2 separate regions of the Homo sapiens genome follow, and region 1 is linked to region 2. A link is a loop called in an ENCODE intact Hi-C map of the cell type or tissue named here. Cell type or tissue: ascending aorta. All regions are shown on one strand. Links, peaks and the distances in the headings refer to the core of each region. The heading gives the core; the rest is flanking DNA. Region 1 has its middle 290 kb from the start of SGCD. Region 2 has its middle 140 kb from the start of SGCD.

Region 1 (15,597 bases), core at 2,415-10,414, 150 kb before region 2:
AGCAGGGTTGGGACATCTAAGGTGCAAAGGAAGAAGAAATTACATGTAGCTTTAGGAAATAGTGCAAATAAAGGTACAAATAGTACAAATAGAAACACACATAGAATATACCATGGACTGTGTCTAGGGAGAATTACATGCTTTAGTTGTACTAGGGCATGTTTTTGAGTGAAAAAAAGTAGTGGAAAATGAGCCTGAAAAAGTAGATTGGTGCTAGACCATGGGCAGAAGGCCTCCAGTAGCAGCATAAGAAAATCTGTCACCATCTACTCAGTAGCCAGAGACAAGTGGGGGATATGCAGTGACAGAAGCTTATGTGCTTTGGGGAGACTGATCTGCCAATATTGTATGGAGCAGAAGTTCTCCAGCTGACATGCACATCAGGATCCCCTAGAAGGCTTTTTATGACACAGATTCCTGTGCTCCATCCTTGGAGTTTCTGATTCAGTTAGGATCCAAGAATGTGCATTTCTAACAAGTTCTCAGGTGATATTGATGCTGCTAGTCTGAGAACCACTCTTTGAGAACCACTGATGTAGACAGACAGGAACTTGAAAATGAGACAAGAGGCCTAGAAACCCTTTGGAATGTAATACAGTGAGCAGGCAGAAGAGAAACATGAACTGGAGGAGGAGGAGTGGCAGTGGGCATGATGGGGAAAGAGCTTCCCACCAGGCAGGACTTGGCATCTCATCGAATGTAAAGGCTGCTTGAGACAGAAGGCAAAAATTATTCCAGATTTTTGACTCTAGGAGGTTATTGTAAGGTTTTCCTTTCATTTCTTGTGTGTTAGTCTTATTATTCTTACCAAATTAAAAGCTCCCTGAGGATAATGTCCATATTATTTGACAGGCTTACATAGTCTAAAACTTATTTCTTTGTATTTGGCATAATAATAGCTAAGATTTATCAAGTGTATGATGTATGTCAGGCATTTTGCACGGATTACCTAGTTTAAAGTTCAGCACCAATCTGTGAGTTGAATATTATTGTTTGCTTTATAGTGGGGGAGAGTTGAATAATTCAGCCAGGCCACACAGTAACCAAGGGGCTTAACCAAGATTTGAACCAAGTGGTCTGATTCCAGGGCCCAAGTCCTAATGCCTACATTATGGCACCTCATTACTGAAGAGCTAGGTGCTTATTAGGTGCTAAGTCATTATATCAATTTATATTATATGATAAGTCATAGCCATAGAGGAAAATTAGATGATATAGATAGATAATCATAAAAATAAACTTACCTATAAATCTACAATTCAGTGAGAATCGCTGCTTACATATCAGTGTGTATCTCTTCAGGTTTCCTTCTAGGCCTGCATATGAACACGTGTATAGATCACACTATATGGCTTATGCTTGTTTTATAACTTAAAATAAAAAAAAAAACCTAACAGTATCATGAACAATTTTCTTGTCAATAAACATACTTCTACAATATCAATGTTAATGGTGATTTGTTTTTCTATTTTATGACTATGCTATAATTTATTTAACTCTTCTTGTTTAGTTAGGCATCTAGAAATATGCCCTGACATTGAGACTCACCCTGTCTATGGGTTGTATTCTTTTTTGTTTTTTTAACTCTTTGAGTCTTATTCAAATTTATTTCTGGCTTGAAATGAGTCAACTTTTAGATACATTGTCAATTGAAGGGTAAAAGAGTGTTTAATGGCCGGGCACAGTGGCTCACACCTGTAATCCCAGCACTTTGGGAGGCCAGGGCAGGCAGATCACAAGGTCAGGAGATTGAAACCATCCTGGCTAACATGGTGAAAACCCGTCTCTACTAAATATACAAAACATTAGCTGGGCGTGGTGGCAGGCGCCGGTATTCTCAGCTACTAGGGAGGCTGGGGCAGGAGAATGGCATGAACCCGGGAGGTGGAGCTTGTAGTGAGCCACTGCACTCCAGCCTGGGCGACAGAGCAAGACTCCGTCTCAAAAAAAAAAAAAAAAAAAAAAAAAAAAAAGAGTGTTTAATTCCCAAATACACCTAGCACCAGGCAGAAGCTCAAATTTGGGGCGTGGCACAGTGACTCACATCTGTAATTGTAGCACTTTGGGAAGTAAAGGCAGGAGGATCTCTTAAGCCCAGGAGTTTGTGACCAGCCTGGACAACATAGGGAGACCCTATCTCTACACAAAAATTAAAATAAAAACATTAGCCAGGTATAGTGGCACACACCTGTGATCCCAGTTACTCAGGAGGCTGAGGCAGGAAGATCGTTTGAGCCTTGGAGGTCAAAGCTGCAGTGAGCTGTAATCACACCACCATACTCCAGCCTGGGAGACAGAGTGAGACATCGTCTCAAAAATAATAAAATTAAAAATAGAATACTTTATAAAAAAACAAAAAAAAAGAAGCTCAAATTTGTCTGTTTCTTCATTCTGTGGTACTTGTTGAGATCCTTGTGAATTGATGCCTTCAGGAACCATGGCCTCCTGAACCAAACTTCAACAAATCTAACAATTAAAAAAATTTTAATATATTTAGGGGATACAAGTGCAGGTTTCTTACATACATATATTGCATAATAGTAAGGTTTGTGCTTCTAGTGTACCCGTCACCCAAATAGTGAACACTATACTTAATAGGTAATTTTTTAACCCTCACCCTCCTCCCACCCTCTCTCCTTTTGGCGTCCCCAGTGTCTATTGTTTCCTTCTATATGTCCGTGTGTACCCACTGTTTTGTCCCCACTTGTAAGTGAGAACATGCAGTATTTGACTTTCTGTTTCTGAGTTATCTCACTGAGGGTAAGTGAAATAAGAATCCATGGATGAATTCTTAACCTGAAGTGTAGACCTTGAATTTGAATTTGTTGGAAGTAATAAAAGTCATCCAGTTAAACTCTCCTCTTTAATGGAGGTGAAAGCCAAGGCCCAGGGAGGTAAAGTAGCTTTCTCACATTTGCAAATTAGAAACTAAGACTATTGTTTGCGCCCTCAACCATTCAACAAATATTAGGGAGGGCATACTATGTGCAATGAATGTCCTTTTCTGTGTGCAGGGAATACAGCAGTGACCAAAATAGACCAAAGACCCTGCCATCATTGGAGTGAGCATATGATGGGGGTTACTCTGAACCTCTTTTTACTGGCTCACATTGCCCATTTTTGCACTTAATTTTTTATATCAAAGATGCCAGCCAAATCAAACTGTTCAATGCAAGACACAATCTTTTCCTCACCAACTTTCTACCAAGGGAAAACTGTGTCTTGCTAACCAAAATGAACTGCTGTAATACCCTCCAGGGATATTTTTCATCCACTGCCCAGAGGTATTTAGGTATGCCCTGCCAATTTTTAATAGTCCCTCTCTCCTACCCCACTCCTCACACTTGAAGAAACACTTTTTGTCTCCTGCAAAAGACTCCAGTCAAGCAGAAAAATGCTTTCTTTCGTTTTCACATGAGCCACCCACAGCTGAAAGATATGCAGGTGTTTCCAGCAGTGATGGAGCTGCATTTAGGATCCAGATCCAAGGGATTTGCTCTGAATTCTGTCTTTCCTTGTTCTGATGAACCTTCCTCCACCAAACCTTTTGAAAACATTTCATTAATTAGTGCGAGTCTAGATTTGGACTCTGAAGTATAAAGTACCAGAAGATATATTATCATCATTACATGAAATCAGGTCATGTAATTAGGTGCCAGAACAATGAAGCTTCAAAGCTTTCCTTTCCCACATATGAATGTGGCCATTTAGCTTTCCTAAACCTTGTTATCTTCATCTGTAAAAGAGGGCTAACCATCCGTAGTTCATATAACTCTGTACTTCTTTGTAATAGCACTTACTATAATCAATTGTGTCTTGTGTGATTTTGCTAAGTGACCAGTTATTCTCCTTCCCCCAGTACTGAGAAAGTTATTCTCAGGATGTGAAATTTCCAGTATAAAAACCAGGAAAGTTCAAGGCAAGTCAGAATCAGTTGGTCATGTGAAATTATGCAATAAACATTAAGAAACTGTTCAAGATGTGTCTCACCCACTAGATTTCATCCTTCATGCAAGCAGGAACTATGTTTGTCTTGCTGTAAGTACAGTGCCTCATGCATAGTAAGCACTTAGTCAATATTTGTTGGATAAATGTGTCATAGGATCCAATGAAAACTACTTTAGTTAAAATGTGTAGTTCAGAGCTTAGCATATTGTAAGTGCTTAATAAATGTAAGCAAGTTTTGTTATTTTCTTTTTGTGAACACCTTCTAATATCATACTTTTTGGCAATTTTTATAATACATAAATACCTTCTACATGTTTCCAGTGTAAGTTTCATAAGGCAATTAGTGAGACATAATGGATACCATTAGATAACCATTCTGTTATTTCAGGAATCAAGGCTCTTCAAAGGAATTTAATCCTAAGGTGTTTCTTAAAGTTTTCCTCGGTGAGTCTGTTTGTTTTTCTACTTTGAAATGCTAATATTATTCCCTTTTGTCTTGTGCATTTTAAAGTTTGGGATTGAATTCTACCATCTACTCGTGCAACTTTAACCTGCTGCCAAAGCCTTAACAGAGTGGTTAAAACAGTAATTTTGTCTGCCTGAAAAGTGGAATAGGGCCAGTCATGGTGGCTCATGCCTTTAACCAGCACTTTGGAGGCTGTGGCGGGAGGATCACTTGAGGCCAAGTGTTCAATACTAGCATGGGCAACGTAGCGAAACCCTGTCTCTACAAAAGAAAAATAAAAACATTAGCCAGGTATGGTGGCACATGCCTATATTTGCAGTTACTCAGGAGGCTAAGGTGGGAGAATCACTTGAACATAGATGTTTGAGGCTACAGTGAGCCATGATTGTGCCACTGAACTCCAGCTTGGAGTTCAATAGAGGGAGACCCTGTCTCAAAAAAATAAAAAATAATAATAAAAACAAGAGTAGAATGGGGTGGCTATTTAGGTGGTTCTCTAATGGCAGAGGAGAAATGTAATTTGCCTTTCTATAATCCAATAAAATGGATTGTAAAGTGACTACTTCCTGTTAACTTCCATTAGACGTGTTTCTGTGAATTATATTTAACCCATCTTCATTCTTGGAATAAGATCAGAGAAGGAACACAAAGTGATAATCTTGAAGCGTAGCATTTTGGTGAGCAAAGTATCAAAATGGTGTTTAGGAATAGTGATACCATCACAAGAAAAATTGCAGAACTGTTATAACTCTAAGAAATATTTTTTAATAGGGAAGCTGTTAGTTATATCACAGCTTTATAGTTATATACATGCTGGACACAAGAATGTGCTTTCACCTATATTATCTCATCTAAATCCTTTAAAGGCTTTTGTGATGAGGTTTCATGATCTCAGATAGACCAGGGCTTAGGGAAGCTAAATAAGCTGTTATAATTTACAGAGCTAGCTAATCACAGAATTGAGATTGTCACTAAATAAAACTTGAGTCTGCTTGCCTGGTGGGCTGAAAAAGCCAACACTGTCACCAAAATTTGCAGTGAGAGGTCATAGAGACTTGTACAGCAGGTGCCAAGCAAGGAGAATCAGGTGGCTAACACTTAAGATCCAAACTCCTCAGTGGCTTACAAGCAGAGTTTTTAAAGGCAGGGGTACATTTCAGGAAAGCAGAAGTTTCAGGCAAAATCATCAGCAGAAAGAAATGTTCAGGTCTGTCCTGTAAGCATGACTCTATCCAGGCTCCTCAGGAAGAAATTTAAAGCAAAGAATGACAGTCAGATCTCAGTCCTCATTTTCCCCTTATCTAAGGTCTATGGGAAAGCACTAGGCATTTTCCATCTGATGAGGGCCGAGGTTTCTGAAAGACAACTCAGAGACATACGTTAAGATGCTACCTTTGGTTTCTTTAGAGAACAAAACATCTTGAGACTCTAACTTACTTGGGTTACTGTTATTTAAGCTTTTTTTACTTTCTTGCTTCATGGGTTATTTATTCCCTTCCTCAATTGCTGGTAACAGGGCTAGCTAGGTGCCTGGAATTTCCCTTGGAGAGACTCAAATTTTCCTTTATTTCCATACTTGGTGGGGCCTGGTAGGTTCCTAAGAGTGGCTCATACTCTGTGTTAAGATTTGGAACCAAATATGCTTCACCCCAGAGCACATGTTTCTCCTTCTATGTCATGCTGCAGTTATTTGTTTAATAAATATAGACCAAGCTTTTTCCTGCCAAGCTCTTTGCCAAGCACTAGTGATTCAGGGTAGAGCAAAACAGACATGCAGAACCTCTCCTCATGCCACTTACAGTTTACTGGAGAGCTGGAAATTGATCAGATTGTGTCTCAGTGTCCCCATGGTTTTGTTTTGAAGACTGAATGAGAGTTGTAGTGCTTGGCACACATAAAGAGTGCTCAGTAATTTTTAGGTGACATTATTTTTATTCAATTACAACACAGACATGTAATTACAAATTTTATTACTTGCTATGATGGAAAAACATGTGGAATTGTAAAAGTAGATGACGGAGGACCAGATCTATTCTGGGAGGTGGGTGAAAGCTTCCCTGAGAGAGGCAAAAGAAGCTGGGGACAAGGAGCCATCTGAGCAGCAGGAGTGGCATGTGCAAAGGCCCTGAGGCAGAAGGGAACACTGTGTGTTCAAGGCAGTGACAGCAAGTGTGATGGAGCTGATAAAACAGTGCAGCTGCAGTCATTTTCTCCTCAATGTTTTCCCCAGTCCCAGGCATTTCTTCACATCTTTGCATTCCCCTGATGGCACCTGCACAGTTCTCAGGTCCTAATTCCCTAAACTCTGTAAGCAGGCAATTTGGCCTGTCAAATTGACCTAAAATGAAAGTTACCTACACAAACTTATTTAGGACACATAAAACATCTTGCATCTGTTGTGTTCCATCTTTAAAGATTCCACTCATAGATTAGGTAGCTTGTTGATGGCTGTGATTTAAATTCAGGAAGATGGCTCTGTCTACAAGATAAAAGATAATTGGGAATGAGTCATTGTCTTTTTAAAGAACAAACAGTGAGGTCTGGAAAATTTGCAGACACAGGTCTTGCACGTGTTAATTCCCTGCCAATGTAGACAGACTAGGCTATCTAGAAAGAAATTCCCTGGGGTTATTAAAGACCAAAAGTAATCATGCTAAAAAAGCTCTTTGAAGAAACATAATACTTATCATGTCAATATAATATATTGCATCTGTAGTAGCTACAGGGTGCAGGGAGAAGGCAAAAATGCAGGCAATGAATAGAACAAATAAAGTTTGAGGAGAGTCAAAGGTTAATGAGCCCCCTAAAAAGAAAACTAGATAGTACACAAGCCTTCCCGTAACTGTCCTATCTTAAACTTCTTTCATATCTGATATGTGGATTATTCTGGATCTGGTAGAGTGAAGATGGGGATAGAGACCAGGGAAATTACCTTTCTTATAACACCCAGAGCTGTTAGAGAACTTCAAATCATTAGGCCAATGAGAAGGCATCCTTCCCTGAAATTCATATCCTCAGCCAATCATGAGAAAGCATTAGATAGATCCTAAGGCAGGGAGACATTCTACAAAATACCTCACCAGTACTTTTCAAAAGTATCAAGGTCATGAAAGACAGGGAAAGATGAAGAGACTGTCATAGATTGAGGGAGACTAAGGAGACCTGACAACTAATTGCAATGGGATAGCATAAAGTAGGTCCTGGAACAGAAAAAAAATCAATGACATCTGAAAAAAAGTCTATAATGTAGTGAATAGTATTATGCCAATGTTAATTTCTCATCTTTCATGAATGCACCATGGCTATATAAGATGTTGATCTTAGGGAAAATTATTAGGATGTGATACATACAGGAACTCTGTACTGTATTTGCAACTTTCCTGCAAATCTAAAATTATTTCAAAATAAAAAGTAAAAAAAAAAATGGCTCCCACACACACACACACAAAATGACCAAAGCTTTCTCTTTACGAGTCAAGAAAGCAAAATTTACAGAGGCAACATGGCTACATAAAGCCTTACTTTGTTCCTTACTTTGTTAGATGGGGAATATGGGGATAAACAGCCTTTCTTCCTTGGGGATCTTTGCACTGTGTTTCTAGAAAAGGCGCAGAAGAACCTACAAAGGGCTCTTTCTCCCATACCACACATTGAGGCTGTTTTAATTTTTTTCCTGTCTAACATTGTTTTTACAAATATGCAAAGTGGTATATATTAGGTAAAAGGCAAAATCCTTAGCAGGGCCTACAAAACCCTGCTCAGTTTGGCCTCTGACCATGTCACCAGGGCCACCTGCTTGCTCGCTCTTCAATTCAGACATCCTCATCTTCCCCCTAGAAACAGAAATAGCCCTTTCCTGCCTCAGGAGCTTTTTATCAAGGTAGCATCCCAGTCCCCATATACGTAAAGACATTTGGGTTCTATCCTAAGTCAACTTCCTTTAAGAAGCCCTCCTTTATGGCCCACTCCACCACCTAGCCCTAAGAACCAATAAGACCATTTAGTTTTTGCTCCTGTCATACCCTATGCCTCTCTAGTGAATCAGCCAGCACACTTAGTTCTGCATGTTCATTTTTTACCTTCTACAGCATACTATTAATATATGCATTTCTAACTGACAATATTGATTTTCAATTTTTAAAGAAAATTTCAAATGCTGTTTGCTATTTTTATCTCTGTATGCCCCCACCCAGACCCCTCAGCATCCTGAATCAAAATTAAAGGCAACATCCTCCATTGACAAGGAAAGGAGCAAGCTCCTTGGGAGGTTTTGTTTTTGCATGATGGTATCTAAGCATGTGCTCTTTCTCACAAATTTATGGCTGGATTGCTAGGGTCTAATAAAGTACAGGCACATGGTAGATATTTAAACTATCTGTTGAATAAAATAATAAACTGAAAACTAGACAATTGAAACATTTGTCTGAACATCAACTGAGCAGTTAAGGAAAAGCAACACTTGGAAATCTAACTTACCTAGACTTAAAGAATTGTATGTTTTCTCATTTCTCATTTCAGCTTTTATACCTTGCAGGGTATCCAATGAAGCTCCTTTTACTACGGAGAGAGTAGTTTCCTTTTTCTGTTTCAGCATCGTGAAAGAGAAAGAGAAGTAACATATCGTGGGAGATGTATTTGCAGAAAAGCTTCAGTTGGCTCTTGTCATGACTCCTATATAAAAGAAAAAAAATCCTCTAAACTGCTCTAGAAATGAAAGAGATTGATGTGCAGTCTCTTCAAATTCTTCTGAATGGTGCACTGTGAAGATAAGTTACAGTGAGTGTCAGGCCATTTGTAGGAGCAGCAGGTTCCACACAAGGAGTTTTATGTGGGAGAGAGTAGCTAAAAGTGGAGCTCCAAGACAATGGAGATTAGCAAAGAGCTGTCATCCAGCTTCTGACATAGGTTTATACTGACCAATGGCAAAAGCATGAAGTGATACAGAGGTAAGCGCTGTATAAATATAATCATTATCGTCATCACCATCATCATTGGTGCTTCACCCCTTGCATATTCCTTTTACATTAAGCAGACCATTTGCTAGATAATTTTATGGGAATTGTATGTAGCACTACTGTGCTACAGCCAGAGAAGGATTTACTGATGAAGCTTAAGCCTTGGCGTCTCCGACAAGCGGGAGCCCCTTTCAAGAATGTCCACTATATTTTGTGTTTATAATTTTATATTCTCTTTCTTAAAGAGCATCCCACAAATTGTGTAAGCTTCTAGCCCCACAAAATGTGGATCTGTCCCTGATTATAATTATCCAGTAGAGGAACTCAAAAATACCATTGTGGAGTACACAACAAGCCAGATGACACGTGTTTTTATGCTTTAGGGCAGCCAGCACTACTAGCACACTGCATACCAAGTAGAAACTGATTAGATCCTTGTTGAATTAAAATCGGTGAGTGTGAAAAGCCACCACTTTCCACTCTTCTGCATTTGCTGTCAGAGCAAATGAATTCATAGGCCTAGGTGGTGTGGTGTAGTGTGCAGGATCTCTCATCCAGCTGTTGGTGACCCTCCCATGAGTGTGGGCAGATGCATGCCTTCATTTCCACTTAGATAACATTTTTCATTATCTCTTATAATGGGGCATCTAATATTAAGTCTTACATCAGATTATTTTAGGGCTTTGAAAATCCTCTACTGAATCTAGTGCCATCCTGATGGAGCTTGGCCCAGTGATGTGTAAGCCTCTAATTTAGGAATGTACTGGCTGAAGGCCCATTTTGATTTTATAGTAGCCTATTAATAAAACATCATCAGATTTAGAATCTCAATTCAAAAAAAGTAAACTTCTTGGGATTTTTCTGTTATTGTTCTGAGGCATAAACTGTGATGTTCTGTGTTTCCTTCTGAAGTAGATTTGAAATAGTGTTTTTTTCCAGTATCCTTCCCAGCATCAGCTCAATGTCAGGACTTATAAAAGCATAATCAGATGTGTATCTGGAGGCACATCATACCCTTTTTCCCTCTGTAAGTTATAAACCAATTGAAAAGTCAACACAGGCCTCACAGATAAGCTGAGCTAATAAAGATGGCCTAGGCCAACAGCACCTCTGAATCAGGTTGACTTATCCACAGTCTAGCGTGCTGAGCCCCAGAATGGGTTGATTGCCTTGTACTTCGGTCCAGTTCCTTCCTTACTGGGAAGATTATCCCATTCTCCTCATTTGCGCATGGAAGAATGAGGAAGGATAGGAGCACAGGTAGAAATTTTTTTCCGATACTTCCGAAAGGCAGACACTGTTATTTAGTAGGGAAGGGTAGAAATATCAGAAGAGAGATGGTGGAGAGGAGGGCCTGAAGGAAGAATGTTCTGCCTAAAGTAGAGATCGAGTTTTTTAATTGATTTTCAACAGGATTGAAGTTATTCATTTATCATTCATCCATCAACCATTTATTGAGTACCTATTATGTAAAGAACTCTAGACTTGGTGTGTCTTTTCGCAACTGTGTGAAAGATACACACTTGAAGAGAGAGTGCTCTCTATAAAATGACAAACCTTTGAGAAGTGAGGCATGTGTTGCAGGGCATGCAAAAAGGTTTCCTGTAAGGAAGATCATCATAAGGCAAAATAGAATAAAATAAACATAAAAGAGAGGTAATCTCTAAATACTGTGAAGAGGTTCCAGAAAGAATAGTAACTTCTGATTGTGGATTACACAACTTCACAAAGGCAGTGAGTGACCTTTGGACTAAGCCTTGAAGTATGATGGAATTTGACTATACTGAGAATAGCAGCCAAGGACATGCTAGGAATAGGAAAGAAATAGGTGTCAAGGCAAAGGTATAAAGAGCTTGATCAAAGTGAGAGCTAGTGACCAGGCTGGCACATGTGGAGAACTGAAGTGGAGCAACACCAAGGGCCTTGGGTTGCAACTACTATAATGATTCTAATGTGTTCCGTTCTTGTCTAAAACTGCACAAGTAGACTGTTTCCTCCAAATCTGGAAGTTAGGTACACTCTGAATTTTGAATTTATAAGTAATTAAAATAGGTATTTTTTTTTTTTGTCGATAGAAGAAAATAACAGAACCTCCACATTTTGAGAAGTATGTGTCAGGTGTTAAGCACCTGAAAGTGTCACTTGGCATTTCATAGATGACAAAACTGAAGAACTGAGAGGCTAATACCCTTGCTCCAAACCACACAGCTAATAAATGACAGATGCAGGAATTTAACACAAATTGGGATGACTCCACAGCCCATGCTTAACAGTGAGTGTAACCACCCAACAAGCTCATTTTGCCCACTGCCCAGATAGAGCCAATTTATCAAGATGGAGAATTGCAATAGAGAAAGAGTTTAATTCATGCAGAGCTGGCTGAATGAGAGACTGGAGTGTTATTACTCAAATCAGTCTCCTCGAAAATTCAGAGGCTAGAGGTTTTCAAGGATAGTTTTGATGGGCCTGGAAGTGGGTGCTGCTGATTTGTTGGGGATGCAATCATAGGGTTGTGGAAAATGGTTCATTTGTGTGCTCAGTCAGCTTCTGGATGGGGCCACAGGACCAGCTGGTGGGCCTGGGGGGAGCCATCAGTTGTCAGATATGCAGAAACCTGAAAAGACATCTCAGAAGGCCAATCTTAGGTTCTGTAAATGTTATCTGCTGGAGTAATTGGGGAAGTTGTGAATCTTGTGACCTACAGAATAATGGCTGGTAATCATTTATATCTACACCTCAGCAGAACTGGGCTCTTCTCAGCCTCCTCACTTAGTGGTCCTTTCATTAGCTCAGCCTCCTCACCTAGTGGTCTTTCATTAGCTTTACAAAGGCAATTTAGTTTTGGGGAAAGGCTATTGTCATTTAAACTATGTCTCTCAACATTAGCTTGGCCCAACCCCAGGAATGATTAAGGACAGTTTGGAGATTAAAGATAAAATGGGGATTGATTAGATCAGATCTCTTTTACTGTCATAATTTTCTTACGGTTACAATTTTTACAAAGGCAGTTTCATGACCAGTTTTTGCTGAACATAGAGCAGATCAGAAGTTCTGGAAGAACAAGTATCAATACATGAAGCTTCCCATGTTGCTAAATGCATCCTTAGAGCATGGAACAGAGCCACCTTGTTGCTAAGATCCTTTGCCTTAAAAAAATGAAATTGGATGGCACCTGCCTCTAACTAAGAGACACACATCAAGATCCAACAATTTCACATTGTTATTTTTTTATCATACTGATGGAAAATTAGGCAATTTCTCAATTAAATGTCACCTATCCTCTTGCATCTCCAGCAGCAACTGTCTAATTTCTCAGGGGTTTGGCAAAATTTCACCTCTCTAGTGTCTCCTATTCTTGGCTCAGCACTGGGAAAGTGGGGGCAAAGATACAGCTTTTAGCTGGCTGATTCTTGCTTCTTAAGACACTTTCTCAGCAGAGAAAGAACAGTTTTACTGCTTGGAAAAAGCTTTTATTTTGTCACCTGGTGCATGACTGTGGAAACCTTCAGTTCTCATTATTTCAGCCCATCTGGCACAGACTGGAAGGAAGAGATTTCTTCTTTGTATTGTAAATTAACAAAACAGCCCTACCCTTTTTAAAACCAGTTGAAAAAATAGAGTAATATCCAACACTCTTTAAAAAAGGAATTATTACCATGTTTAGAGAGTTGGCATCCATTTCAATAACTATTAACTGTACTCTCACAGTTTTGTACCACAGTTTTGGACCAAGAGAAAGGCAAATCCCAAATCTGTCAGTTAATCAACAAACATTTATTCAATGTCTTCCAAGGGTAAAACACTGGAGAAAACCGAGAATTTTTTTAAAAGACTCTACCATACAGCATCCTACAATCTTCTAGGGGGAGAATTAAACATGTTTAAATAACAGAGTGCTCAATATTTGTATGTATTCAGTCAAAGAGCCCCTAAGCACCCTATGCTTTCAGAGGCAGGGGATGTTTGCTCTGGACTGGGGAAGTCAGAGAAGTCTTCTTAGAAAAATTGGAATGAGAGTAAGGTCTTTAAGAAGAGGTAAAATTCATATAGTTGGTGAGGAAGAAAGAATGTAACATTTCAGGTAGGAGGGAGTGAAATGTTCAAGCCTAGGGCTTTGAGCACATTAGATGCTCAACAAAGGCTGTTGAATGGAGTAAAATCAAAAAGTTGTATTTCTGTTTTGGCCCTACATTTCCATGCTTGATTGTTTTCTGAATTGTCAGACCAGAAGATGGTATTATTCTCTTTAATACTTAGAGGAATATTTTCATAGGGAGGTTGATTTAATTCACCTAGGAAGATTCATTTGAATTAGTTGGATTGAATCATGGGTTGCTTCAGCTATAAATGAATGGAATCTTGCCAATAGGCAAGTGATACTTGCTGTCTTCCCCTTTTTAATCAGGCAGAGTATCTGTTAGTAGCTCTCCCTACAGAAAACCATTGATCATAATTGTAGTTGGTTCACTGGGAGAAAGGTGTGACAGTGGAAATTGGTGTAAGGTATGAAGATCAAAGCATTCTATAAACCGACAGAATTTTTTTCATATAGAAGGACTTACCATCAATTACGTTAAATGATATTTCATTTTTATGGAAGCAGTACATATGCATTGTAGAAAATTAATGAATACTCAGAGAAGCAAAATTAAAAATAACATTTCTACCACTGAAAGATCCAAACCATAAGTTTGTGTATATCTTTCCAGGTGCACACACACACACATGTTTTACATATGTGTGTGAATATACACACATGCACACTGCCTAAGTTTGTTTTCTGCTACTATAACAGAATACCACAGACTGGGTAATTTATATAGTTCAATTGGCTCACAGTTCTAGGGACTGAGAAGTCCAAGGGCATGGTGCAGTGTTTGCTTGGCATGTGGTCAGGTGAGCACCTTCTTGCTACAGTTATTCCATGGCAGAAGTGCAAGTGAACATTTGAGACAGAAAGAGAATTGGGGACATTCCAAACCTATCCTTTTATCAGGAGCCTACTTTCTCAACACAGACATTTATCCATTCCTGAGGACAGAGCCCTCATGACCTAATCACCTCTTAAAAATCCAACTTCTTAATACCATCACAACAGCAATGAACTTTCAACAAAAGTTTTGGAGGTGACATTCAAATCATAGCATACATGCTCACATACACATATACCTGTATATTTTACAGCGTAAGATAATACTATACATACTGTTTTGTGATCTGTGCATTTTCCTTCTATAATCTACACTTTTCCGTTCCAATATATTTTTATCTCATTTAATACCCATGCTACATTAAAATTTTGCCAATTAATTCAGAAATGTCCTTTAAGACTGACTTGCGTAAATCAGTATTCAATGCAGGACCACACAGGCATCTGATTGTTATGGACCTATATAATTCAGCCTGGCTGCCATCACAACATACCATAGACTGTGTGGTTTAAACAACAAAAATTTACTTCTTTACACTTCTGGAGGTTTGATGTTCTAGATCCAACTAAAGCAGCATCAGTTTCTGGTGACAGTTCTCTGCCTGGCTTGTAGATAGCTGCCCTCTCACTATGTCCTCCAATGGCCATTCCTTGGTTCATATGCATGGAAAGAGAGAGAACAAGCTTTCTGGTATCTCTTCTCCTGAAGACACTAATCCTATCAAATCAGGACCCCATTCTTATGACCTCATTTAACTTGAATTACTTCCTTAGAGGCCCCCCTCCAACTGTAGCCACAGTGGGAGTTAGGGCATCAACATATGAATATTTTGGGGGCACACAAACATTTAGTCTATGACAGGTCCTTAAAACTCTGAATCTTGCATAGCTCCTCTCCCACTTTTATTTATGACACTAGGTTAATTTTTTAAAATTATAATATGCTCCAATCCATGTAATTGTTTACATGGCCCTTTTCACATCCATTGTAAAAGACATTTTATTATAATACATAGCTCAGTGTAGACAGTAATCCTTGCTGCTATGGCTTGGGGAGTCCATTTTGCTCCAGTCCAGCTATAGTCATTTTGGCCTCAGTACATCATCTCACTTTCATGAGCTTCATTTCCTATATTAGACTAGAATTAATGAAACAGAATATCTATAGAAGATGCAAGGGATGTTTGTGCTTTCAATGAATTCCCCACATGACTCTTATCAATAGGCAAGTTTAGAAAATAGCCAAGTAGATTTTTTGTTTTGCTTTTTTTCATCTACACTTCTGCTGTATACTATGC
Region 2 (15,597 bases), core at 2,395-10,394:
GTCTGTCTACCCTTTGTGTAACTGAATCGTAACTAAAGAGAATGCTGTTTTGATAATGCTTCGAGTGCGTCAGCGTGGAGAGAGATTTCTAAGAAAACAGCTTGACCTGTTCTGTTATAATGTCAGTTAATCATGCATGCCAAATGCTTGAAGTTCTTTGTGCTTTCAGAGCAGGACTATACGAATATAAGAATGCTCACAACAAATCTCTTTTACAAATTAGAGTTATGAGTCTTTATACATATGCATCTCAGGTTAATTTTATTTTATTTGTTCTACATATTACACATGCTTTCAATATAATTTTATCTTATAGACAAATGATAAATCTTACCCATTGGGCCTTAGTTTTCCCCTTCTATAGAACGATGGCATTCTGATGGAAGCAGAGATTGCTCACTGCAACCTCTGCCTTCTGGGTTCAAGCAATTCTCCTGCCTCAGCCTCCCAAGTAGCTGGGATTGCAGGCATGGGCTACCATGCCTGGCTAATTTTTGTATTTTTAGTAGAGACAAGGTTGGCCAGGCTGGTCTCAAACTCCTGATCTCAGGTGATCCACCTGCCTCAGCCTCAGAAAGTGCTGGGATTACAGGTGTGAGCCACCGCGCCCAGCCTGAATGTATTAATGATTGCCAATATATGTTGTTTGAGATTTTAGCAGTGCCTACAACTTTACACTAATAGTTTCCTAATAGGTCCAACGCATAGTCACTGTTTTCACTAACAAATACTCTAATCAAGATCAAAGGTAGGTTTTAGGCTAATAAATGACAATCTCAGAATCAAAATAGGAAAAATGACTGTTGACATGTGACTGACAATATTGTTTTCTGCTTTCATCATTGCTTCCTTATGGTGCTATTTTTAACATACACATCTAAGCATGTGTTTTATAGACATTTGGGGAAGTAAGTAAATGTTTACTATTAACATTTTCTATGTACTTTTGCACTATATACATATAGTTTTTTTCTTAACAAAAATGATTTTCTATCTGTGCTGCTTGGTTTTTAAAAAATCTTATATCCTGATATCATATTTAAAAACAATGAGTGCAGCTACATGCAATTTTTCATGGCTATATAAAATCCCATTATACGGGTGTACAATAAATTTATTCATTTACGTATTGCAAGATATTTTGTTTCCTTTTGTATTATTAAAAAATGTTTCAATAATTCTTGTTGTATATACATAGTTGTATACTTACTGAGTTTGGTATTTTAAAATATCACTTTAAGAAAATCTTAGGGTCAAATGATGTGCATATGATAAAGCTTTCAATGCATATTCACAAATTGCCCTCCATATAGATTGTGTAATATATTCCCTTCTCCTCACCCCAATGAATATGTTATAATTTTCCAACTTTTTTTTTTTTTTTTTTTGAGACCGATTCTCACTCTATTGCCCAGGCTGGAGTGCACTGGCGTGATCTCGGCTCACTGGAACCTCTCCGCCTCTGGGGTTCAAGTGATTCTTCTGCCTCAGCCTCCCCAGTAGTTGGAATTACAAGTACCTGCCACCATGCCCAGCTAATTTTTGTATTTTTAGTAAAGATGGGGTTTCATCATGTTGCCCAGGTTGGTCTCGAATTCCTCACCTCAAGTGATCTACCTGCCTGGGCCTCCCAAAATGTTGGGATTACAGGCGTGAGCCACAGCACCTGGACCCAACTTTTATTTATGATACTGCAGTTGGTGAAACATGCAAACCTATAAAAAAATACAAGAGGATATATTCTTCAGAGATGTGGTGATGGAAATATTTATAGTATTTTACTTGGAACTGAAGTCAGAAGTTGTAGTTTTTGAGGCAACTTCCTTGCCACATGATCTTTAAAGGGAAACTTAAAGATAATGTGCTTCAGTTTTCACCTCTATGAATATATTCTGAGCACAAAAGTATTTTCTATTAATTGTTAAAACTATTAAAAAACTGCAATAGCATTTCCTTAGTCTGATCACAAACATATACAAAAATTGCTAAGAAATTACAGCAAACCATAATACTTAATGGTGAACTATTAAAAGCTTTTACTCTAAGATAGGGAATGAGATAAAGATGCCACCTATCTCATTTAAACGTTGTGCTGTTGATCATAGCCAGTACAATAAAGCAATAAATTAAAATAAAAAACATAAGAACTCAAAAAAATAAACAAATTTATCAGTATTCACAGCATGATTGTGTAGATAAAAACATTTTAAACTCTGTAGACAAATTCCTATAGTAAGTAATTTTAATAAAAAATCAATATATGCTCCAGCTACAAATATTAAGAAAATGAAAATTTAAAATATCATTTATAATAATGGAGGGGCCAGGGGAAAGCTTACCCTCTACCCTCCAAAGATTCACTGAAAATGAACTGACAAAAGTCAGATTAATAGGAGGAAAAGGCATTCAACATTTATTTTAACATGTTTATGTACATGAGGGCCATACACAAATTATGAGACTTGAAGAGGGGCTGGATGATTGAGACTTAAATACTCTCTTCATAGGGAAGAGATGTATGGATTTGGGAGGCACACATTATTTTGTAAATGATTCTCTTTGGAAGCTGGGTGGGACAAGTTAAGGGGAAGGCAAAGGGTAGAACTGCACAAGAGCAAAGGTAATCTCTTAGAGCTGCTCTCAGAATAAATTAAAAATTTGTCTGGATGTGATGATGACTCTGTCTCTTCTCTGCTGTTTGTTCTTTCCTGGTTAATTGATGAGATTCCTAGGGAGATGGTCTTAAGACAAATGCATTTCTTTTGAAAATAAGCTTTCTTAGTGAGATAAAGAAATTCCAGAGTTTCTCTCAGTGCTTTGGGAAGGAGGATCAGAGAGTCAGGGAAGTGAGGAAAGGACAGAGAGAAACCTTGGTTCTGAAGCTTATTTCTGAGGCCTTTCATTTTAAAAGCGCTCAGCATGCCAAAGCACCATATTTTGGAGAATTGTTTTCTGCACCCCAAAAATAGCATCAGAAAACATCTAATAATTAGCAATACAACTAAGGAAAGAGATATATAATCTCAGTGCTGAAAAATGCAAAATATTACTGAGAGTGATTAAGGAAGACCTAAATAAGTGGAAGGCTATACCATGTTCATGGACTAAAAAACTTGCTATCATTAACATACTAATTTTCAAACTGACCCATAGATTTTTCAAATAAAAACAAATCTGAATTTATGTAAAGAGAGACTTTATTCAAAGGGATTATTAAACTAAGGAGAAGGGGACAATTACAATAGAATGAAGGGTACTATTACAATAGGGAGAACTCCCCATTCCTAACATTTGCAACCATCTTAAAGGTCAGGCTTTTCTTTTTATAGCGATGTACAGTAAACAAGGCTAGAAAGGACTAGGTATGGGGCAGTAGGGCTGGCAGTTAAAGTGAGCAAGGTGATGTGATTAGATAATTGTTCAGGAATTTTTTTCCTTTTATAAGTCAGATGATTCTTGGAGGGGCCCTTCATTTGGCATGCAATGCTTGTTTAACCATTACAGCAAGTCAATGGTTAGGAGGCTGGAGGAAGGAAAGAAGCCAGACTCAAGTTTAGTTAAATCCAGTTAGCAGATATTTCATCCAGATTAATCACTAAGTACTAAGAGTTTAGCTAATCATTTATGAGGCAAAGAATGGGAATTTGGAGGATCTGTGACTGAGCATGTCATATGTAAACAAGGAAGGCATCTGGGAGTCTTCTCTAAATCATATGCGAGAGGCTTGTTCTTTGCACTAAGCAATTTCCTGGAACTCAAGGGATGGAGGAGATTTCTTGACCTTTGCTATTTTCTAGGAGCACAGGGCTTTAGGTAAAGTTAACATTGTCAGATTCAATGCAGTCCTAACTAAAATCCCAACAGATACGTTTGTGGAAATTGACACACTGATTCTAAAATTTATATGGAAATGCAGAGCCAGGAATAGTCAAGGCAGTCATGAAGAAAAAAACAAATCTGGAAGACTTAACATTGTAAGATATCAAGACCTTTTATAAAGCTATAGCAATTAAGATTAGAGTATTGGCTAGCTTAGGAGCAGAACAGAAAATAAGCTGGGCTGGGCATGGTGACTCATGTCTGTAATCCCAACACTTGGGAGGCCAAGGTGGGTGGATCACTTGAGTCCAGGAGTATGAGAAAAGCCTTGGTGATGTGGTGAAACCCCATCTCTACAAAAAATCCAAAAATTATCCAGGCATGATGGCACAGGCCTGTAGTCCCAGCTACTCGGGAGGCTGAGGTGGGAAGATCACTTGAGCCCAGTATGGGGAGGTGGCGGTTGCAGTGAGCTGAGATCGTGCAGCTGCACTCCAGCCTGGGTGATAGAGTGAGGCTCTGTGTCAAAAAAAATAAAAAGAACAAGCTAGGGAATCCTGAAACTCATCCATTCATATATGGTCACCTGGTTAATGACTGGTAGAATTATTAAGTTATGGTCTCAATTCTTCATCCCTTTTTGTGTCAGTGCCCATTTACATTGTGACTTTGCAGTTTCTCCCACTAAAGGGTCAGAGTCTCTTTCTTTTGATTCTGAGTTTGGCCATGTGATTTGCCTAGCCAGTGAGGTGTTAGCAAATGTAACATATGCAGAGGATGCAAGAACACTTGTACATTTTCACTTTTACCTTTTTCTCTCTCGGCCATCACTGTGAGGATACACCTTCCTCTTCCTCCTGCTCTTGAGTTTTATCACATTTTTAATGAAATCTGTAACCATATGTGGCCTTTAAAGTAATTATTATAGGCCAGGCATGGTGGCTCATGCCTGTAATCCTAGCACATTGGGAGGCCGAGGTGGGTGGATCACTTGAGGCCAGGAGTTCAAGACCAGCCTGGCCAACACAGTGAAATCCCATCTCTACTAAAATTACAAAAATTGGCTGGGTGTGGTGCTGGAGAAAGATATGTGGAGCAGAGTCATGTTACCCCAGCTGTCCCAGCTAAGACCATTGTCCTAGAGGTGGAAAAATGGAGTGTCTGAAAAGACTTAGGTAGATTTCAAAGGAGCCAAACATTTGAAGAATTAAAGAGGCAAATAGTTTCAAGAAAAGCAAAAAGTTGAAAATAGGATGAGATTGAAATCACAGTACCCCACTTGGCCTAGTAATGAACAATATTTACCTAGTCATAATAATACAATAATAACTATTATTACTAATATTATCTTTTTTGAGACAGAGTCTTGCTTTGTCACCCAGGCTGGATTGCAGTGGTACGATCTCAGTTTACTGCAGCCTTCACCTCCAGGGTTAAAGTGATACTCGTGCCTCAGCCTCCCAAGTAGCTAGGATTACAGGCATGCACCACTATACCTGCCTAATTTTTGTATTTTTAGTAGAGACGAGGTTTCACTGTATTGGCCAGGGTGGTCTCAAACTCCTGGCCTCAAGTGATCTGCCCACCTTGGCTCCCAAACTGCTGAGATTACAGGCGTGAGCCACAGCACCTCATCCATAATAATTGTCTTAAAGGCCACATATGGCTACAAATTTAATTAAAAATGTGATGGAACTCTATCAAGAGGAAGGGGAGAGAAAGTAAGTGGGGGTGGCAGAGTGGCTGGTAATACAAGAGTTCAATCCTCATCTTCTATAGTAGCAAGTCAGTGGATGATAGCTAACTATGAAAAATCAAGAGCAGTAATATAATCATGTTAATTGGAAACACAACAGCAAATACAGATGTACCTCAGCTTTCAGTAGGGTTACATTTTGACAAACACATCATCAGCTGAAAATATTGTAAGTTGAAATGTATTTAATATTCCTAACCTACCAAACATCATAGTTTAGCCTAGCCTACTGTAAACATCCTCAGAACACTTACAGTAGTCTACAGATGGGCCAAAATCATCTAACGTAAAGCCTGTTTTATAATAAAGTGTTGAATATCTCAAATAATTCATTGAATACTATACTGAAAGTGAAAAACATGATAGTATGGGTACTGGAAGTACGGTTTCTGCTGAATGCCTAACGCTTTCACACCATTAGAAAGTCAAAAAATCCTGTTGAACCATCATAAGATGGTGACCATCTGTCCTAGAAGCCACAACTAAAAGAACTGAAAATGTTATCCTGTGAAGTGGGGATATGAGGAAGGCTGACAAGCAGCCAGTTTTTTTTTTTTTTCATTGTAAGCCTTTTTATTAGCTTTTGGATTGTTAAATATATGCAAATAGTACTTGGATAAAATATTTTAAAAAATAATTTAAATAAGATGCTACCCCAATCTGTGCCCTCTCAAACTCCTGATATTGCAATATGCCCTCATATGTTTATTGATTGCTTCTTCCTTGTCCTGTCTTATATTTATGAGACTTCTTAAAACACCTAAAGTAAGGAGTGTATTTCTTAATGAGGCACAATTGATTCAATACAATTGATTTAATACAAACATAAAGAATATCAGTGGTTCCAAAGGTCACCCTACCACCACCTCCTTATTCCCTCCTGCTCTGCTAGTTTGATGGAGCAAGAGTTCATTCATTTTGCCTCTCAGCAGAAGACAAGGACCATGCCAAGATAAGGGCACAGGTGAAATAGTGAGGACCACCAGCCCAAGAGGAGCCAGTTATATCAAATATAACTAAATAACCCAGTGCTGCCTGCTGTTGCCCTGAAGCTGAGATTGGGTCTTGTATATTATTTATCTGGAGCAGCAAATTATAAAAACAATAATCTCACAAAGTAGACTGGGTTTAAGGTGACTATTCCAATATGCAATATTCCTGTGCCCCATTATGAGCCTTCAAAACACCATTCAAGGAACAATGATTCCTTATGGATGCTCACTTTTTACATTTCTTTCCTTTTAAGTCAGTCTCTGAGTTATTTGAATTCTAAAAATAATTGAAATGTTTGTGTTTTGGTTCTAAATGTTCCTTCAGTGGTGATGGTCAGGCAGTAAAATGACTGGCTTTGTTATACTGCATGCGTTTCTCCTTCCTTTAATTTTCTTTTTTTTTTTTTTTTTTTTGAGACAGAGTCTTGCTCTGTTGCCCAGGCTGGAGTGCAGTGGCACAATCTCGGCTCACTGTAAGCTCCGCCTCCCGGGTTCACACCATTCTCCTGTCTCAGCCTCCCGAGTAGCTGGGACTACAGGCGCCCGCCACCATGCCCGGCAAATTTTTTGTATTTTTAGCAGAGACGGGGTTTCACCACGTTAGCCAGGATGGTCTCGATCTCCTGACCTTGTGATCCGCCCGCCTTGGCCTCCCAAAGTGCTGGGATTACAGATGTGAGCCACCGCGCCTGGCCTCTTTTAATTTTTTTAATCCTCTGTATCCCCCTCCTTTTTTCAACTATGAATTGATTAACATCTTTTTCCCTTGATAAGAAATGAAAGACTACAGTTAGTTGTCTGATATGTACAAATTAACTTGAAGTTAAGGATAATCTGGCATCTGACTTTCCCCAAGGAAACCTTGCCAGAAACAGCGTGATTTATTTTTAACACTTTTCACAAAAACCCTCCCCTGTGGGACCTCAACAAATGTCACTTCTGTTGTGAGACTTTTAAAAACAGTGGGCTGTGATTTTTACAAACTTATAAATATGGCCATATATATGTGTGTGTGTATATATATATATATATAGAGAGAGAGAGAGAGAGAGAGAGAGAGAGAGAGAGGGCCATGTCTCCCATATGCTTTCTTTACTGTGTTCATAATTGCTCTGTTTCAGAACTCTTCAGGACTTGGGGTACTTTTGATCTGCACCAAAGATCTGTGATCGGAATAACGAAATATGGTAGAAGCATCCTGTATTAAATTATTCTAATTGGCCACTTTAATGTTTACTAGTGTCATTAGAAGACTTTCCTGGCAAAAAAAAAAATACCTATTTCCAACTTTGTGAGATTTCCTCTAATTTATTAATTTACAAAAACCTGTTGAACCCCTCTTATACCAGGACCTGAACTAAGGAGTGGATTATAATCAAGAGAAACATTCTGGTGCAAAGTGAAGGTAACATATTAATATAAACATGGGGTGACTTCTATATTGAGTTCTAACATATTGAGGTTGTGACTGGTGGGTAGTTGGGGGTGAAGATGGACTGGTTGTAATCTATGTTGATATCTGCTATGATACTGTTGTTGCCATATGGTCTGTTGTCCTTTGAAGATACCGCCAAATCATCCTTCATCCCTACCGTTCAAGTACAGCTTTCTCTCATATCTTCTAAAACCACTTTAGGACACATGAGATCATTCTCCTCCTCAAATATTAGCTAAAGAAAGCATCTATGGCACTCCTAAGACTTTATCTGGTTTTATGCTACTTTTGGGCAAATAGGTGATTGTATTGCTCCTGAGGCATTCTCTGCTTAGCTGCTTAATGCTCTCTCTGCTTACATACACGACTATATGCAACTATGAGTTTTTCCTGGAGTTATGCTGCTTTCTTGGGCTCTAGCCTGGAATTGATATTCTCTGCTGTCCTGTGTCTCCAAGCTAATCTGAACTTGTCACATCTGAACTTGTTTTAAGGCTCCCTTTTCTTCAAGACCCTGAAATCTCTGTTCACTCCTTGCCTCCCCTTTACTTTTCCTCCCAATAAGGAATTTTTATCCAATTTGCTATGTGAAGTATGGGAGTCAGCCAGATAGCTCTGCCTTTTACTCATCCAAAGTTTTCCCAAGTCAATGGCCTTTACTCATGAGTAATATTTGTTCTCTCCTAGGAGAATGTACTAAGTTTTGGAAACTCAAAAGTCAAGAATGTACCTCTTTTTTTCTTTTCATGTTTTTTTTCTACCCTCTAGAAGCAATGAACATAGAAGGGCATCGTCAGTACTTTAATGAGGGAAAGGGGCAATGGGTAAAAGGGTGAGTATTTCAAAATATTTAATCTTACTAGATTAGTTCTACAACAAAACCCAGTATAAACAGGATAATAGAGATAATCATAAACCAAGTTAAATGACCACAGCAGAGAGGAAAAAGATCCTTCATTCTAGGGTGACTGAAGATGGCTTCATGGAGGGCATGGAGTTCTGCTTGGATAATGGGGAATGAATATGATTTCAATAGGATAATGGGAAATGGATATGATTTTAATAGCAGGTTTTTTGATGGAGGAGGGACCAAAAAGGCTTTCTCAGTAAAGAGAATTGCTGAACAAAGGCAAGCCATTTGAGAGGATCTAGGATGTGCAGGAAAACAGTTTTCTTTTGGCTAGAATGTTAAAAGCATTCTGAATAGACATATAGTCTCTAGCCCTCTAGAGGCTTCTGGATTTGAATCTTGAGTCTGACCTTACTAGCTGTGTGACCTTGGGTGAATTCCTTAACCTTTCTCTGCCACAGTTTCCTCATATGTAAACACGAATACTGATAGTACCTGTGGCATGATGTATGAGGATTAGGTGTGTTATAAATGGTAAGGTGCTTACAACAGTGTCTGGGGCTTAGAAAACACTGTTAGCTGCTGTTATAACTTTGTTAGGGAGAAGAGGGGAAAGCTAAGCTAAGGGAGAAAGGGTGGGAAAGACCTTGAATGAGATGAGGATGGAACTGGCCAGAGATGATGTAATGAAAATTCATCTTGGCAAAACTGCTTAATTTAAATCAGTGATTTTCCAACAAAATTCTGTGTAAGACTGACAAAGAAGCTCATTAGAAATGGAATTCCCAGGCTGCTCTCTCCTCCTAGTGATTGTGATCCAGGAGGTACAAGGTATGGTGAGAAATATGTGTTCTTAACAGTGAGGATTCTAAAAGCTAAGATTAGGGTGAGGCAGTGAGGTGCCTAGGGTGCAGAATTCAAGGAGGCTGTCATGTTCGGGGTCATGCTAGTGCAGGGGGGCCTAAGAGTAAGTGTTTCCTTACATTTTATGCCCCAGATGCCTTATTAGCCTTGCCCTGGTCTGAGCTTTGAGATTCTGATGCTGGTGGAGGAAGAAACTCATTCATTCTTTTACTCATTAGACATATTTCCTGAGCACCAGCTGTGTGCCTGGCGTTATTCCAGGTGCTTGGCATACATCATTAAAAACAACTGACAATGATCCTGCCCTTGTGGAGCTCATATTTTAGAGGGACAGTCAAAAAATAATAAACCTAATAACAAAGTAAATTATACATTAGTTAAAAGGTGATAAATACTGTGAGAAAAATAAAAGTAGAGCAGGATAAAGGTAGTGGCTAATACTCGAGATGCTTTGTTTTAAAGGAGGTCTCAGGCTAGTTCTAAGAGAATAATCTCCAGGACCTACTCAAATATAGCAGTAGTGGTGACCTGGAGTTTCCTGTGTTGCAAAAGGCTTCTGAGAGCCTTTCCTTCCTCAGCAGGAAGCATGTTACATGGGCCATTGGTAGTGTCTACTGTTGGGGTTCAAAGACAAATATCTACAAAATATGGCACTTTGACATGCTGAAGAAGCCTCAGTGTCTCTCTGACCACCCCAACCGCCCCCCCCGACACACATACACACAATCCCTCTCTACATGCACAAGATGAAGTTGAAGTTCCTTTATCTGCCCAAGATCCAGACCCACCAAAGAAAACAGTTCTATTTTCGCCTCCTTCTAAGACCGAGAGCGTAACCACATCTGAACAGACCCTTTTACAAATTAATATACAAATTAATCTCTGATCCATTCATTCTCCCTAGTAATTCCCTCAACAGAATTCCTCTTCTCCCCAACCCTATAACCTGTTTTGCTAGGATGGTGTATAAGCTTCTGCACCCTGTTGTAGAGTGGGTAATCACTCTGTGGTTTTCCCAGTGTACACATTACATAAATTTGTGTGCCTTTTCTCCAGTTAATCTGACTTTTAGGAGTTGATTTTTCAGTGAATCTTCAGAGGGCCAGGGGAAGCTTTCGCTTGACTCTCCACCACCATGGGTTCAGCCAGGAAGAAGAGGGTTATAATTTCCTTCTCTTTGCCTCCTTTAACATCCAACAAACCTAACATGTTACCTCTTCTGGCACCTGCCATTAATGCAGCTATGAAGAGTACGTGCTAGTGACACAGATGTTCTGTTTTTTTGGAGGCTGAAAACCTCTGGGGGTTGAAAATGATTCTGTGAGGAAAATCTAAAGGCAAATTGATGGTAAAATGTCACTGAAATGAAAAAGCCAACTGTAATGCTAAAAAAAATTAGTGAAAACAGATAAATTCTATGATCTCCTTAGTATTTGTCCTGCACAAATGTCATGGAATTTTAGAACTGGAAGGGGACCTTAGTGATCATGTAACAAAGCAGATATGAAATGAGAGTTAGGAAATTATGAGTATAAAGATCATTTAATTAAGATAATCTCTTTTGTAAAAAGCGATAAAGGGAGAGAGCCTCTATTACTAAAAACAGGGGACCTCGGCCAAAGGCTTGTCCATCAGAACACATGGCAATTAGATATTTAAAGACAGAAAGTGGAGGAGGCTAAGGGCATGAAAGGACAAGAATAAATCCGGAAAATAAATGAGGCCAAAAAAAGACGTAAAGCATTGAACTTTCAAAGTCTGTTAGATTGTATTTTGTGCTGTTGCTGATGTACAAACAGAAGAACATATCATTGAGAACAGGGCGTATTAAAGCGCCTTGTGACAGGAATTTTTTTTGAACACTATATTAAGTAAATGAGTGACAATTAAAGACTGCTGATTCTGAGGTTGGGAGCACTGGAGAAAAGCATTAGAGGACACCATGTTCTCATTTATTTGGTGGCTATTCATTGGGTAGCAAATAGGTTTCCCTTGAAAGATGTTGACAAATTAGAGCCAGATCTGCAATCTGGATAAACCTATCTCTGGTTGGCTTCCTATTTAATGTTTCTGAAAGACCTACATATGGGCATTTCATTGCATTCTGTTACCTAGAGTGGAATTGGGTGTGTACAGCATTGCATGGGCTGACTAGTTCAGTTAGCCTATCTAAATGGTCACATGGATCTGGGAAGTTTTTTCTTATAATGTAAATCTGCTCCATTAGTAGTAGCAAACTATAAGTCCATACTCAGGCTCAGCCAGAAAGAATGCCATTATCAAGAAAATCATCTAAAGTGTGCTTGGGACCTAGCTGGTGCTTACTAAATATTTGCTAAATAATTCAAAAACTAGTGACCCATCTACCATGTATTTCAGATAGATTCCCCACCACCAAAAAAGGATCTGCCCGGAAGAAAGTCTATCAAACTGCTAATAGTTGTTAACTTGTTTGGAAGGAAATATAATAATAAGGGGCTTGCATGAAGAACAAAGAGGGGTTTTTAAGTTTTGCCCTATGTAATTTATTGACATCTACTTAGGGTAAATGAAAACTTCTCCAAATCAATAATATCTGCTATTATTCCTGCTGTGTACCTGGCATAATTCCAGGTGCTTGGCATACATTAGTGAATAAAATGGACAAAAATATCTACTCTTGTGGAGATTATATTTTAACAGAGGAGACAAAAAATAATAATCGTAATTACTAAGTAAGTTGTATATTATATTAGAGGTAACATGTACCTTTTAATAGGAATAAAGCCAGAGCAGGAAAAAGGTGGTAGTTTCCACTTCAAAGTACCCTATTTTAAAGAAGGACCCATGCCAGCTCTAAGAATTTTCTTCTGCACCATCTAAAATTCATCGGGAGTAGTTACCTGCTATTAACTTCTTTAGAATTTAAAGTCTTATAAAATTAGCTTCTGAGAAAATTTTCTAGAAATAATACCACTTTAAATATATATGATTTGTATATTTTCCATGTAAATAGCATGTACAAAATAAAAGTTCATTGATATTCATAATCTATGAATTAGGCAAACATGTCAAAAGGGGAATTTATTTCAATGTAATGGATTGGAGCTAATATCAGGCCATTATACTGAAATTTATTCCAGTGTAATAGATGGGAACGAAGTGGTGTAAAACTCTTGGTTTTACAGAGTACATGATATCCAGGATGATAACTCAGCATTACCCGGTTCCTAGTATAATAATTAGAGTTACACCTTACAGAGATGAGAAAAGGAGATAATCATACAACTTAATTGAAGATTCCAAAGTTGGAATCTTGAAGACATCAAAGTATAATTCCAGTTCCTCGAATCAAGATGCTAGATTTTTATTAGTTAACTTACAGGTGATTGATCACCAAAGGATGGATTTATTGATATCAGACTCAAAAAAGGTAGACGCATTAAAAGGAGTGTCAATCTGTTCATTCATTATGTGACATCTCTGCAGTTTCTAGGATGACTCTAAGTTATGTTCAGAATGTTAGGTATGTTGTTGGATTGAGCATAAGCCTCCAGGTTTGTAGGATGTTAATTGCATACACCCAATAATTTGTTTTGCATGTCTAGTTCTTTCTTTGTTGCTAGGGTTTCCTTCCCCCTACTACTTATTTCCTTAAGAGAGTACAAGGGAAACAAAACTTTGAGATGTGGGTCGTGTCTCTTTTGTTTCTGAGCTTAGTGGCTATACAGGTGCACTGCTAAAGGCAAGAAGTCACAGATAAAGCTCAAAGAGAGAGACATTCAAGCTGTCAATCTGGATCACAGCTCAGTGGGATGCAACCAATGGGTCTTGGGGCTCAGTGGGAACCAGCCAATCATTTTCACAGTTCAGCTGCAGGAGTGCTTGGCAGGTAATCAGCAGCCACTAGAGAGGTTTGGGATTCCCTAGTTAGGTTTCATCTGTCTCTCTTCTTCAGAAAACTGTTGAAAAGCAAAAACAAAAACAAAAACAAAACCTTATGCTTTAATGCATTCCAAAATGAATCATGATGATTGAGGAAGTTGTCAGGTTATATAAATTATCGAATGAGAAGAAACTTTGGAATGATCCAAGGAGAAAAAGACAATAGTCATCTCCATTTTTCCTCTTTTCCCAGAGATTACTGGTCTGTAAGAAAGGGAAAATTAGGAGACATCGTGACGGTCTATATTTGGGGCTGTTTCTTCCAAAAGGAGTCATCTTATAATCTTATGATAGTGATGCATTTAGATACTTAGTAGATGTCCTGGAAGTGATTTATCAGTGACATTTTAGCGTGCTTAATTAATCAGAAAATTCCAATAATGGACACACACAAAATAGTATTCCAGTATATATATACAAAACATTTTCTTTGTTCAGTAGAACTGGTAATTATTATGTTAAGTGAAATATGCCAGGTACAGAAAGACAAATATCATGTGTTCTCACTCATATGTGAGAGCTAAAAAAGTTGATCTCATGGTGATAGAGAGTAGAATGATAGATACCAAAGGCTGGGAAGTGTATGGGGGTACAGGAGGGGAATGAAGAGAGGTAAGTTAATGGATGCAAACACAGATTGAAGGAATAAGTTCTAACGTTTGACAGTAGAGTAGGGTGACTAGTTAACAGCGTATTATGTATTTCAAAATAGCTAGAAGAGAGAACTTTATTTGTTCTACAATACAAAGAAATGATAAATTCTCAGGGTGATGGTGATGGTTGCCCTAGGTACCCTGACTTGATTATTACACATTCTATGCATGTAACAAAATATCACATGTACCCCATAAATATGTACAAATATTATGTGTCAATAAAAAAAATCTAAAGAAAAAATAATAGGCACACACCTACAAAGGCATTCTGCTGGTTCTGTTAACACAGGAGTGGATGAACTTCTGTAAGAAGCCAGGTGTATATATTTTAGACTTTGTGGCCATGTGGTCTGTGTAGCAACTACTCTGTCATTGTAAAAGCAACAGTAGACCATATGTAAACTAATGAGTCTGGCTGTGTTCCAATAAAATGTGATTCATGGACACCGAAATTTTAATTTCATCTAACTTCTACATGTCACGAAATATTATTTTAATTGTTTTTAACCACTTAAAATTGTGAAGATCATTTTTAGCTGTCAGGCAGTAGTTTGCTGATCACTGTCTAACACAAGCTAATCAACACAATCAACTGGTTTTCTTCATGTAGTCAAAGGCTAATTCTTCAAACATGGTTCTGAAGAAGAGCAGCTGGACTCCTGTGCTTCCAGATTCTTTATCTAAGACTTTCTCAAGTCACTGTTGTTCCGACCCTGCTTACTCTCCTCTTGATTTCCAGCCATACAGGAACGCGTGCTTTTTCCCTGCTTGCCCTGTGGTGTAGCCAAGTCTATATTTGAACAATTAAACTAGACTTCATTCTTTTGTGCAAGTTTCTTTCTTATTTTGAGATAATGGATAATGTAGCTCACAAGCTAGTTTATGTATCTTCAGTTTAGTAACCTCCAAAAGATGCTTGCATTTCTCCTGGCCTCTGTGTGGCAGAAAGCACATTCCTTCTGCACAGCTGATATGTCCTAACATGTCTACCCTCCTTACGGGCCAGACTCATTAGAGGACAGCTAGGTGAGAGAGCATGGTGTGCCCTGGATGAACAGTGTGAGGCCTAGCTTCCACGTCTTGTTACAGGATTCTCCTTTGACCGAAAGGCCAATACCAGAATGTCTGCTCCTGTCAGTGGAGATCTAGCCACCCACTCAGAGAGATGGAACTTCAGTCTTTGATTTGAACAACTAAAAAATTTCTTCCTCTGTACCTATTCTGATTCATCAAGAATGCTTTTCTGGAGCCTTATGCATGTGCGTAGATTTTCAAGTTCGCAAACAGGTTCCATGGAAATG

Evidence for each region. Hi-C counts contacts between places; a loop is a spot of excess contacts. Peaks named below come from ENCODE experiments on the same cell type or tissue, not always from the same donor. Only the 100,000 strongest peaks of a DNase experiment are listed, where the experiment ranks them.
Region 1: it touches region 2 in a loop (2.0-fold over the local background); 2 of 110 quality-filtered maps call a loop at or near these places.

What each region holds. Positions count from the first base shown.
Region 1 is chr5:156,030,764-156,046,360 of GRCh38, forward strand. It overlaps a transcript of SGCD not described here. Among named protein-coding and RNA genes, the nearest start is that of SGCD, 290 kb to the right of the region's middle. RefSeq lists an enhancer at 11,927-12,475. In ascending aorta, for the core only: no CTCF peak of the experiment used is centred there; a DNase peak (open chromatin) is centred at 6,073; H3K27ac peaks cover 3,162 bases.
Region 2 is chr5:156,178,252-156,193,848 of GRCh38, forward strand. It overlaps a transcript of SGCD not described here. Among named protein-coding and RNA genes, the nearest start is that of SGCD, 140 kb to the right of the region's middle. In ascending aorta, for the core only: no CTCF peak of the experiment used is centred there; no DNase peak of the experiment used is centred there; H3K27ac peaks cover 1,523 bases.